Regions from separate parts of the Homo sapiens genome. Here region 2 is linked to region 1. The links are chromatin loops, found by intact Hi-C in ENCODE. Cell type or tissue: gastrocnemius medialis. All regions are shown on one strand. Links, peaks and the distances in the headings refer to the core of each region. The heading gives the core; the rest is flanking DNA. Region 1 has its middle 24 kb from the start of MIR7162. Region 2 overlaps LOC105376478 (a long non-coding RNA gene).

What was found. Hi-C counts contacts between places; a loop is a spot of excess contacts. Peaks named below come from ENCODE experiments on the same cell type or tissue, not always from the same donor. Only the 100,000 strongest peaks of a DNase experiment are listed, where the experiment ranks them.
Region 2: a loop joins it to region 1, with 17 times the contacts of the local background. A loop is called at or near these places in 85 of 110 quality-filtered maps.

What each region holds. Positions count from the first base shown.
Region 1 is chr10:30,390,042-30,395,421 of GRCh38, reverse strand. No RefSeq gene overlaps it. Among named protein-coding and RNA genes, the nearest start is that of MIR7162, 24 kb to the right of the region's middle. In gastrocnemius medialis, for the core only: a CTCF peak has its summit at 2,748 (motif pointing left); a DNase peak (open chromatin) is centred at 2,711.
Region 2 is chr10:30,531,789-30,537,168 of GRCh38, reverse strand. All of the region lies in intron 1 of LOC105376478 (a long non-coding RNA gene), which reads right to left. Among named protein-coding and RNA genes, the nearest start is that of LYZL2, 95 kb to the left of the region's middle. In gastrocnemius medialis, for the core only: a CTCF peak has its summit at 2,444 (motif pointing right); a DNase peak (open chromatin) is centred at 2,428; H3K27ac peaks cover 390 bases.

The sequences.
Region 1 (5,380 bases), core at 144-5,143:
GGCTGAGGCAGGAGAATCGCTTGACCCCAGGTGGTGGAGGTTGCAGTGAGCCGAGATCGTGCCGCTGCATTCCAGCCTGGGTGACAGAGCGAGACTCTGTCTCAAAAAAAAAAAAAAAAAAAGAAAGAAGGATAATAAATGAAATATGGAAAACTACACAACCAGAAAAATAAACAACTACCAATACCCAAAACATGGCTAAATCTCATAGGATTGTGTTGAATGAAAGAAGTCAGCCACAAACATGCACATACTGTATGAATCCATTTATATTCATAATTAACCCAGGGTGACAGACGTCAGGATTGTGGTTAACTTTGAGGAGGACAGCAACTGAGAAGGGGCAAGAGGGAGCCCTCTGTGGTGATGGAAGCATTCTGTATCTTGAGCTGAGTGGTGGTCACATGAATGTGCACATATGTAAATAGTATGGAGTTGTAATTTAAGGTATATGCATCTCACTGTATGTAAGATACTGTCTTAGTCCATTCGTGCTGCTATAACAAAATATCTGAGACTGGGTAATGTGTAAAGGACAAAAATTTATTTCTCACAGTTCTGGTGGGTGGGAAGTCCAAGATCAAGGTGCCAGCAAATTTGTAGTCTAGTGAGGGCTGCTCTCTGCTTCCAAGATGGCACTTTAAATGCTGAGTCTTCCAGAGATGAGGAATGCTGTGTCCCAACATGGTGGAAAGGACAGAAAAGCAAAAGAAGGAAACCGAGCTAGGCAGCTCCCTCAAGCCCTTTCATAAGGTCACTATCCCATTCATGAGGGGGCTCTTCCCTCACGACTTAATTATCTCCTAAAGACGCTACCTGTAATCCCAACACTTTGGGAGGCCAAGGCGGGCAGATCATGAGGTCAGGAGATTGAGACCATCCTGGCCAACATGGTGAAACCCCGTCTCTACTAAAATACAAAAAATCAGCTGGGCATGGCACACCTGTAGTCCCAGCTACTCGGGAGGCTGAGGCAGGGGAATTGCTTGAACCCGGGAGGCAGAGGTTGCAGTGAGTCGAAATCATGCCACTGCACTCCAGCAGCCTGTAAACAGAGCAAGACTCCATCTCAAAAAAAAAAAAAAAAGACTCCACTTCTTAATACTATCACACTGGGGTGTGAGTTTCAACATGAATTTTGGAGGACACACAAGCATTCCAACCATAGCAAATTTACTTTATTAAAAAAGAAAAAAAAAAAGGAAAATCCTGTCTCCAAACATGATATTTTAAGAGTTGATATATTTACATCCCAATTTTCCAATTGCTTACATACATATTTGTGACGATCATTTTTAGCTGAGAAAAGTTTCAGTAAATTAAAAAAATCTCATATTATCTATTAATATCTTATTCAGATAAGATCAAATTTCTAACCTAGATTTTAGGTTAAGACATAGTCATTTGTTGTAATGTGAGAATGACAGAGAGAGAGAGAGATATTAACTAGCAGAATCCAACTATAAAAATAAATTTAAGGGCACAATTCTCTACTAATGACTCCCCCAGACAAATTATTACTTGGATAGCAATGAATCAACTAAAAATGGAAGCGAGAATAGTTTGAGTCCTTTTTGCAATGGATGGATGTTTATGAGACTATTAAGTGAAGAGGGTTCAGAAACAAGGGGATAAATGGCACGCTAATTCGGGGTTGAATGGAGTAATGGGATGGTCTTGGAAATATAAGAATCTTGCTTAATGGGGCTTGTCTACTTGCAATTCAATAAACTAATATACGTAAATTAAAAGAGATAAAGGACATGAGCACTCAGAACAAAATTACAGGAATAAATTTAGCAAAGGGGCACCAAAGTTGAGAGAAGGGTCACTGTTCCACGTCAGACATCTTTAATTCTTGCGTCATGGAGATGGTAAGCCAGCGAACAGAGTCTTCTGTCTGGAAGCTAAAACCAGCCTTTGGGATGGCTTCAGAGAGACTGTTCAGACTCAAGATGCAAAAGTAGATGTTGCATGGTCGAAAATATCCCGAAGGTAAAGGCTTTTTTCTTTTTTTCTTTTTTTTGAGACGGAGTTTTGCTCTGTTGCCCAGGCTGGAGTGCAGTGGCGCGATCTTGGCTCACTGCAACCTTTGCCTCCTGGGTTCAAGCAATTCCCTGCCTCAGCCTCCCGAGTAGCTGGGATTACAGGCGCCCACCACCATGCCCAGCTAATTTTTTGTATTTTTAGTAGAGACGGGGTTTCACCGTCTTGGCCAGGCTGGTCTTGAACTCCTGACCTCGTGATCCACCTGCCTCGGCCTCCCAAAGTGCTGGGATTACAGGCGTGACCCACCGCGCCCGGCCGGCAAAGGCATTTTCAAAGACAATGGTGCTCGGGGAAAAGAATGCTGTGTGTTTTAAAAGAAAAAAAAAATAAAAGAAAGAATGGAAACAAGGAAGAAGAAGTGACCAGAGGGTGGGGTGACCATATGTTCTGGTTTGCAAAGTACACGTAAGGTTATGTCTGCTGTCCCGGTGCAATTATAACAGTGCCCCTTGCACTCTCCGAATGTCCGGATTTGGATGATAAATCATATGATCACCCTGCCAAAGAGAGCAAATTAGCCAGAAGACCCATGTGTCGATTTCAAACGGTGTGGACTGATCCGCAGGCGCGCTCAGGCCGCTGCCCAGCTGAACGGTGTGCACCACCTCTGCCTCGCCCTACCTCGCCCTGCCTGGGTGAGTCTCCAGGAAGGCTACAGCGGAACCCTCGGCTCCCACGTTGCTCTGGTGCCACCTGCAGGTTATGTGGGGGAACTGCTTCTCTCTACCCCACTACCCACCACCCTGCCTCCCCACCCTGATCCTGGGCAGCCTTGGAGTTGACCAAAAGACATTCAGAGCACCCGAAGCCCTGGGTGGGGAATGGGCTGGACCCCGCAGTGAAGCCTGCGTTACGGAATCAGACGGGCCCAGCTTAAACCAACAAAGCCAAGCTCTTCCTCTTCCTACCCACTCCTGTCCTGTCTCATTTTGTAGAGAGGAAACTGAAGCCTAATTCAGAATTTTCATTGGTAGCATTGTGAAGCATACAGCTGGAACCTCCCAGGTGCCATTCCCCACATCTCTGTCTTTCCCCTAATACATTAGGATAGTGGGTAAGCAAGAGAACTTAAGTTTACTGAGCTCCTATTGTGTACTGGGCAGAGTAGGCACTTTTATCTCCAGCCTCGCAATTGATGGGAAATAGGTGATTATACAACCGGGATATAGGATCAGAGTGGGCTAGTGATGTGCTCACAGTATCTCAGCTGAAATTGGAACCTAGGGGTCTTTGACTCTAAAGGTAGTGCTCTTTTTGGGTCTCCAGTTTGAGCAATACTTGCAAAATGCAAAGAACACCATGAAAATCTTACATTGATCCATAAAAGACTGTATTGCAAACAAAAACATGGAGTGTCTTCGTGGGGGAGACGGTGAGGCAGGGAGATTATCTCAATTCTGTGCAACCTGAGAACTCTCTGAGGAAAATGAAAAAAGCCCGACTGAGTGCAATTTGTCTGATAAACAAAATCTGTCAGAATGTGGGGCCTTGTGAGTGCTAAGTGAAGGTAAGAAACCACGGTGCTGGACATTTTCTAAGGTGTTCTTTATGAAATTACTCAGGGCCTCAGTGCCTTCACCTTCTTCATGAGCCTAGGCAGTTTCCCCATCTGTCTTCATCCTACTGCCTGACATCCTATCTATCAAACTGCTTTTGGAGTTATGACTCAATAAAATAAAAATCATGGTGGGAGTCATTTACACCCTAGTGAGAGTCATCTAAGATTCCCTTTTCTTCTCAGACCTTTTAGCTGAAGTTGGTTATGAGAGAGGTTGGGGAGGAGGAAAAGGGTCGGGGCGAGCAATCTTGGAGCTTGCACTGTTTCTTGCCGACGACCTGGCACAGTGTGAAAATGTCAATCTAAATGGAGAGCTCTATGCATGTTCCAGTCTATTCCCTTTGTCACCAATACCAATCCCCAAAGCAGAGCCCCCGGGAGGGCTGGACTGAAAAGCCTGGAGGTAATAGAAAATGCTTGGCTTTGGATTTCAGGTCAAGTTCTGCCGGCGACTTGCTGTGTAAGATTAGACAAGTCAGTTCACCTCTTTGCACTTCAGTGACCTCATCTGTAAAAGGCTGGTCTGGACTAGATTAAAGACTTTCTTTAGGTTTTGCAATTTTTGTTGTTGTTGTTGATGGTTGTGTGTGTGTGTGTGTGTGTGTGTGTGTGTGTGTGTGTTTAAACAGAGTCTCACTCTGTTGCCCAGTTAGAGTGCAGTGGCGCAAACTCGGCTTACTGCAAATTCTCCTGCCTCAGCCTCCGGAGTAGCTAGGATTACAGACGTGCGCCACCACACCCAGATAATTTTTGCATTTTTCATAGAGATGGGGTTTCACCATGTTGGCTAGGCTGGTCTTGAACTCCTGACCTCAGGTGATCCGCCCGCCTCGGCCTCCCAAAGTGTTGGGATTACAGGCGTGAGCCACTGCGCTCGGCCTGCAATTGTTTTTTGTTTTAATGTTATATTCAATTCTTCCTCCATCTTTATTAAAGTATAATTGATAAAAATTGTGTATATTTACAGTGTTCAATGTGATGTTTTGATATATGCATACATTATGAAATGATTAAATCAAGTTAATTAACATTTTCATCACTTCACATACTTTTATTATTATTATTATTATTGTGGTAAGAATATTTAAGATCTATTGGCTTAGAATAGTGTTTACTAGAGGCGAGGAAGGGTAAGGGGGAGGGGGTAGCCAAAGGTTGGCTAACAGGTTAACAGATACATGAGTACATGGCTGAGTTTGGTGGCTCACACCTATAATCCTAGCACTTTAGGAGACTGAGGTGGGAGGATCACTTGAACTCAGGAGTTTGAGACCAGCCTGTGCAACATAGGGAGACCCCATCTCTTTAAAAAATTTAAAAAATTAACCAGGCATGTTGGTGCATGCCTGCGGTCCCAGCTACTCTGGAGGCTGAGGTGGGAGGATCACTTGGGCCCGAGAGGTCAAGGCTACAGTGAGTTGTGATTGCACCACTGCACTTTAGCCTGGGGGGCAGAGTGAGACCCGGACTGGAAAAAAAAACAAAACAGCTAAATAGGAGGAGTAGTTCTAGTGTTCTTTAGCATTATAGGGTGATGATAATTTATGACAATTTATTATATATTTTCAAATAGCTAGAAGAGTGCATTTTGAATGCTCCCAGAACAAAGAAAAGATAAATGTTTGAGGTGGTGGAGATGCTAATTACCCTGATTGGATCATTGCACATTGTATAAAAATATTATACTGTACCCCAAAAATATGTACAATTCTTGTGTCAATTAAAAATAATAATAAAAGCAAAAAATCTCTCTTAGCAATTTTCAAGTATACA
Region 2 (5,380 bases), core at 300-5,299, 140 kb before region 1:
AATAATAATAATAAAATCTGCACTTTAGTGAAAGCTTAGCTGATCATATGAATGAATCTTTATAGTTACTCCCAACCAATAGCAATAAAAAGATATTGCAAATCTGTAAATGTCACACAGTAACTGATACCATTTGATGGAGTATCTAACATACTCCAGGTGCTTCCAGTATTATTTCTGATCCCTCCAACAATGCTGTAAGACCATTAGCTTCATTCCATAGATAAGACAATTGAAGTTTAGAAAGATTAATTACTTGCCAAAGGTTACCCAGCCAGGAACGGCTGAAACAGGCTGTTCCACTCTAACTACCCACATCCTTTTGTTTGTTAGGTCACATGGTCTTTTAATAATCTTCACTTAACAACTGGATCTGAACACCTGCTTTGCAGCTTGCCCCAGGTTAGGCATTCATGCCCCAAAGATGCACCACATACTGTCCCTGACTTGGCAGAGATGAGCCTTCCAAGCTCATTATTTACTTTTTCTTCCTCAGAAGTCATCAATGACGCAGGCCACAGTTTCTCATTCTCCTGATTTATATACTCGAAGAATTGTTTGCCTCATTAGCTGTTGTCGTGCAAAATACATTACCACCTTCCAGAATGAATTCCACAGCACCACATAGTTGTGGATAAGGAATAGGGTTTATTGGGGAAAAGGAAAATTAAATATGCCAAAGGACAGCAAAAGAAGAAAGGCATGAGACTGTGCTTAAAGAAACTGCTATATACCGTTGCACCACAAGGTCCTAAAAAAAGAAAAAAGAAACAGCTACAAATAAACAGAACAAATATAAGCATATTTCATAGAGAAAATAGGAAATCCAAAAGTTTTGGAGGATTAACTTTCCAAAAGCTTATTAAATAATACAAATAACTAAATTCAGGGCATGTCTGCAACATCCACATTTCCCATAACTGTCTCAAATCAGTGGCTCAGCCAACAGGACCAAGAATAAAGAATTCACTCTGCTTCGACCCCTAGGTCTCTCTGCAAACAATCCCATCACCCCTACCAATGAGCTTTGCCTCTACTCACCCATCTGAGCTCCAGCCTTCGCGTGTGACTCCGAACGGTGGAGTTTTCTCCTAAATCCATTCATCTTGCCAAAAGTAAGTGTATTTCATTGTTACTTTTTACTGGCTTCACCTTCCTGGGATTAACCATTATGCTTTTGCTATTTCCCCATCTCCCTGTGTAAGCCCATGCTTCTGTATTATTTCATATTTTTAATGCCTTGATTTCACAACCCACCCTTTGAAAAACAGATTTATTTATTTATTTATATATTTATTTATTTATTTATTTATTTTGAGACAGAGTTTCTCTCTTGTTACCCAGGCTGGAATGCAATGGTGCCATCTCCGCTCACTGCAGCCTCTGCCCCCCGGGTTCAAGCAATTCTCCTGCCTCAGCCTCCTGAGTAGCTGGGATTACAGGAGTCCACCACCACGCCCCAGCTAATTTTTGTATTTTTAGTAGAGACGGGGTTTCACCATGTTGGCCAGGCTGGTCCCGAACTCCTGACCTCAGGTGATCCGCCCGCCTCAGCCTCCCAAAGTGAGAGCCACTGTGCCCATCCAGAAAACAGATCTGTTTTAAAAACTCCATGTGAGCAAGAACTATGTGGATCCCGTTCTCCGTCCTATACCCAGTGTTTGGGGAATGCATCTGTTGACTAAGTTAATGAATAATGAAATGAGTAAAAACCACATAAGGACATCTTAAACTCAAAATCCAAGGAGTAGGCAAATTTCCCCACCATGTGGAGCAGAGTTGGGCTTTGGGGGTTAATTCGTTTTCTTTATATCGTGCATTAAAAATAAGGAAATAGGCTGGGAACACTGGCTCACGCCTGTAATGCCAGCACTTTGGGAAGCCAAGGCAGGAGTATTGCTTGAGCCCAGAAGGTCAAGGCTGCAGTGAGCCATGATGGCGCCACTGCACTCGAGCCTGTGAGATAGAGTGAGACCCTGTCTCAAAAAAATAAAGAAATAAAAAAAAAGGATGGGGTGGATAAAAGTTGATTTTGGTTTCCCACTCTGATATCTTCCCATATGTATTCTCTCTTCCCAAAACAAGTTTTTGGTGGAGAACTGGGATATTCAAGGTTAATAATCACATCTTTAACCCAACTCAGAACAGAAGCCCATCAGTCAAGAGTCCACCTTTTAGGGGTACAGTATGAACACAAAACAGACGAACACGTCCAGGTAATGCTGTCACAGATGCTCATCCGCAGGGGTGGGCTAACGTGGTCAGGCCATGATACAGAGGAGCGTTCCACACGACTTCTCCAGGGGCTTCCGATTCTATGAACTTCAGCACACGTTCTGCGTGGCTGTGGCTGAGGGGGCACCTTAGACCTTTTCCTTCCCAGGGTTGTGTTGGCCATGGAGACATGAATGGTGCAACAGCGTGCCTGCATTTTTACAGTTTGTCACTAGATGGCAGCACACATTTGTCAAGACGGAGACTCGGCTCTGGTTTCTGTCACTCATTTCTAATTAATGAAACACCATTGGATTTTTTTCTTTTTTTTTCTTTTTTGAGATGAAGTCTCGCTCTGTCACCCGGGTTGGAATGTGTAGTGGCGCGATCTCGGTTCATTGCAACTTCCGCCTCCTGGGTTCAAGCGATTCTCCTGTCTCAGCCTCCTGAGTAGCTGGGATTACAGGTGCGCACCACCACACTTGGTTAATTTTTGTATTTTTATTAGAGATAGGGTTTCACCATGTTGGCCAGGCTGGTCTCAAACTCCTGATCTCAGAAGATCCACCTGCCTCGGCTTCCCAAAGTTCTGGAATTACAGGCGTGAGCCATGGCGCCCGGCCACTTGGTGCAGTATTTTCTTTGGTGGTTGGTGAACTGTTGTGACTATTTTCTCAAAAGTAGTTCTAGAATCAGCAACATTTAATCCCGAAGCAGGTGCAGGAGAATTCTGTGAGAGTCCAGCATGCAAAAATATGATCCTGGCCTATGATCTAACCAAGAAGCAGCTCCTCCTAAACCATGATTATCAAATTTCTATGCAGGTCAGGTGAGGTGGCTCACGCCTGTAATTCCAGGGCTTTGGGAGGCTGAGGCAGGTGGATCACTGAGGTCAGGAGTTCGAGACCAGCCTGGCCAATATGGTGTAATCCCGCCTCTACTATAAATACAAAAATTAGCCAGGCGTCAGGAGAATGGCGTGAACCTGGGAGGCGGAGCTTGCAGTGAGCCGAGATCACGCCACTGCACTCCAGCCTGGGCGACAGAGCAAGACTCCGTCTCAAAAAAAAAAAAAAAAAAAAAAAAAAAAAAAAAAAAAAAAAAAATTAGCCAGGTGTGGTGACCCATGCCTGTAATCCCAGCTACTTAGGAGGCTGAGGCAGGAGAATCGCTGGAACCAGGGAGGCAGAGGTTGCCGTGAGCCTATATCTTGCCACTGCACACACCAGCCTGAGTGACAGACAGAATGAGATTCCATCTCAAAAAGAAAAAAAAAATTCTGTGCAGTCCCCTTTCATGCGCAGATTTTGAAGATTAAAAGCAGAATAATCTATGCAAACAAAAGAACAAAAAATCCAGCTCAGAGTAACAGCATACGGTGCTGGAGATTTGTGATATTTGCAGTGTTGCTTCTGTGCCTTTCTGTGACAATAGAAAAAGTGAAGATTTCAATTGAGTTATGATGCTTGGGTTATTGTTTCTGGGTTTTTTTTCTTTGTTTGTTTTTTGTTTTTTTTTCTCCTCTCCCTCCACATAGACCTTGGAATGGACAATTTCAAGTGCATGGGATAAATCCAAAGACTTGAGTCTCTAGCAGCCAGCTAGACTTGGCCTCTCCTTGACTTTGGGCGGTGGGAATAATACTCACCAAATAAGCGACCAGCACAAACTATCTTTTACTCTGAAAGTCTTTGCTTGCGCCTCTCCAAGCTAAAAATAGTAACAGCTAATGCTTACTGAGCACCTACTGCATACCTGACAATGTAAAGAATCCTCTGTTGCTTTGTACAAGAAAACTTTAAAGAAGGTATCATTAACATCACACTTATTTTATTGTAAATGAAGAAAGGCTTATTCACACAACTTGCACAAGGCCTCCCAGCTAGGAAGCAGTAGCTCTGGATTCAATCCAGATTTAAGTAACACTACGTTAAACCACTGCCACCTCGCCCCCACCCACCAAGACCAACAAACTTCCAAGAAAATGTTCTAAAACTCTTCAGGGAGTTTTCCTGTAATACTAAGAGGATCATGGAGACTAGTGGGCCAAGCTGATCCTGGAGCTCTTCTGCAGTCCGCTATGTGGCTCCTTTATAAAAGAACATGTTATGGCCTCTAAGATAATCTGTTCCCATAGAATTGGGAAATTGACTCTACACTATGGGGCACAGAACACCAAACACATGCATGTGATTTCTGGTAAACCAACTTGATCCAGATGTAAAAAAATCAGACTTAAGCAATAGAGTGGGCCGGGCACAGTGACTCATGCCTGTAATCCCAGCACTTTGGGAGGCTGAGGCAGGCAGATTACCTGAGGTCAGGAGTTCAAGACCAGCCTGGCCAACATAGTGAAACCCCATCTCTACTAAAAATACAAAAATTAGCTAAGTTTGGTGGCGCATGCCTGTAGTCCCAGCTACTCAGGAGGCTGAGGCAGGAGAATCGCTAGAACCCCGGGAGGCGGAGGTTGCAGTGAGCCAAGATCCAGCCACTGCACAACAGCCTGGGTGACAGAGCTAGACTCTGTCTCAAAACAAAACAATAGAGTGTCTTACCTCAGTATAAGACCTTGCACTTTTCAGAATACTTCCTCTTACTCTTCACAGCATAGCTGCAAGGTAGGAAGAGAGATACCATCCCTGTAGAACATACCAGTTAACAGCTCTGGGCAGGGCCAGCTTGAGTAACCGGGATAGTCACTCAGGGCCCCACATGTTCAGAAAGTCCCAGCATTTGGAAGTTTTCACATTCCCCTAGCACTTGGGGTTTAATTAATTATTCATTTAAAATCTTACTAATTTGATCTTTGACTTTATGTTTTGTTTGTTGGTTTGTTTTGAAGCCAAGGTCATGGTCTGTTACTCAGGCTGGAGAACAGTGTTGCACCCATGGCTCACTGCAGCCTGCACCTCCTGGGCACAAGTGATCCTCCAGCCTCAGCCTCCCAAGTGGATGGGACTATAGGCGCAAGCCACCATGCCCAACCTTGAATTTGTGTTTTGTAAGCGAAGTCCAGCGGGACAATGGAACGTGCACCAGGATTGGAGCCTCAGTCCTGCACCCTACTGCCTTCTTGCCTCCCAGCTTTTGGTCACCTGGTCCTCCATGGCCACTGATCAGCAACCTCTACTGCCTCCCATCACCAGGGGACCCCTGGCATGGG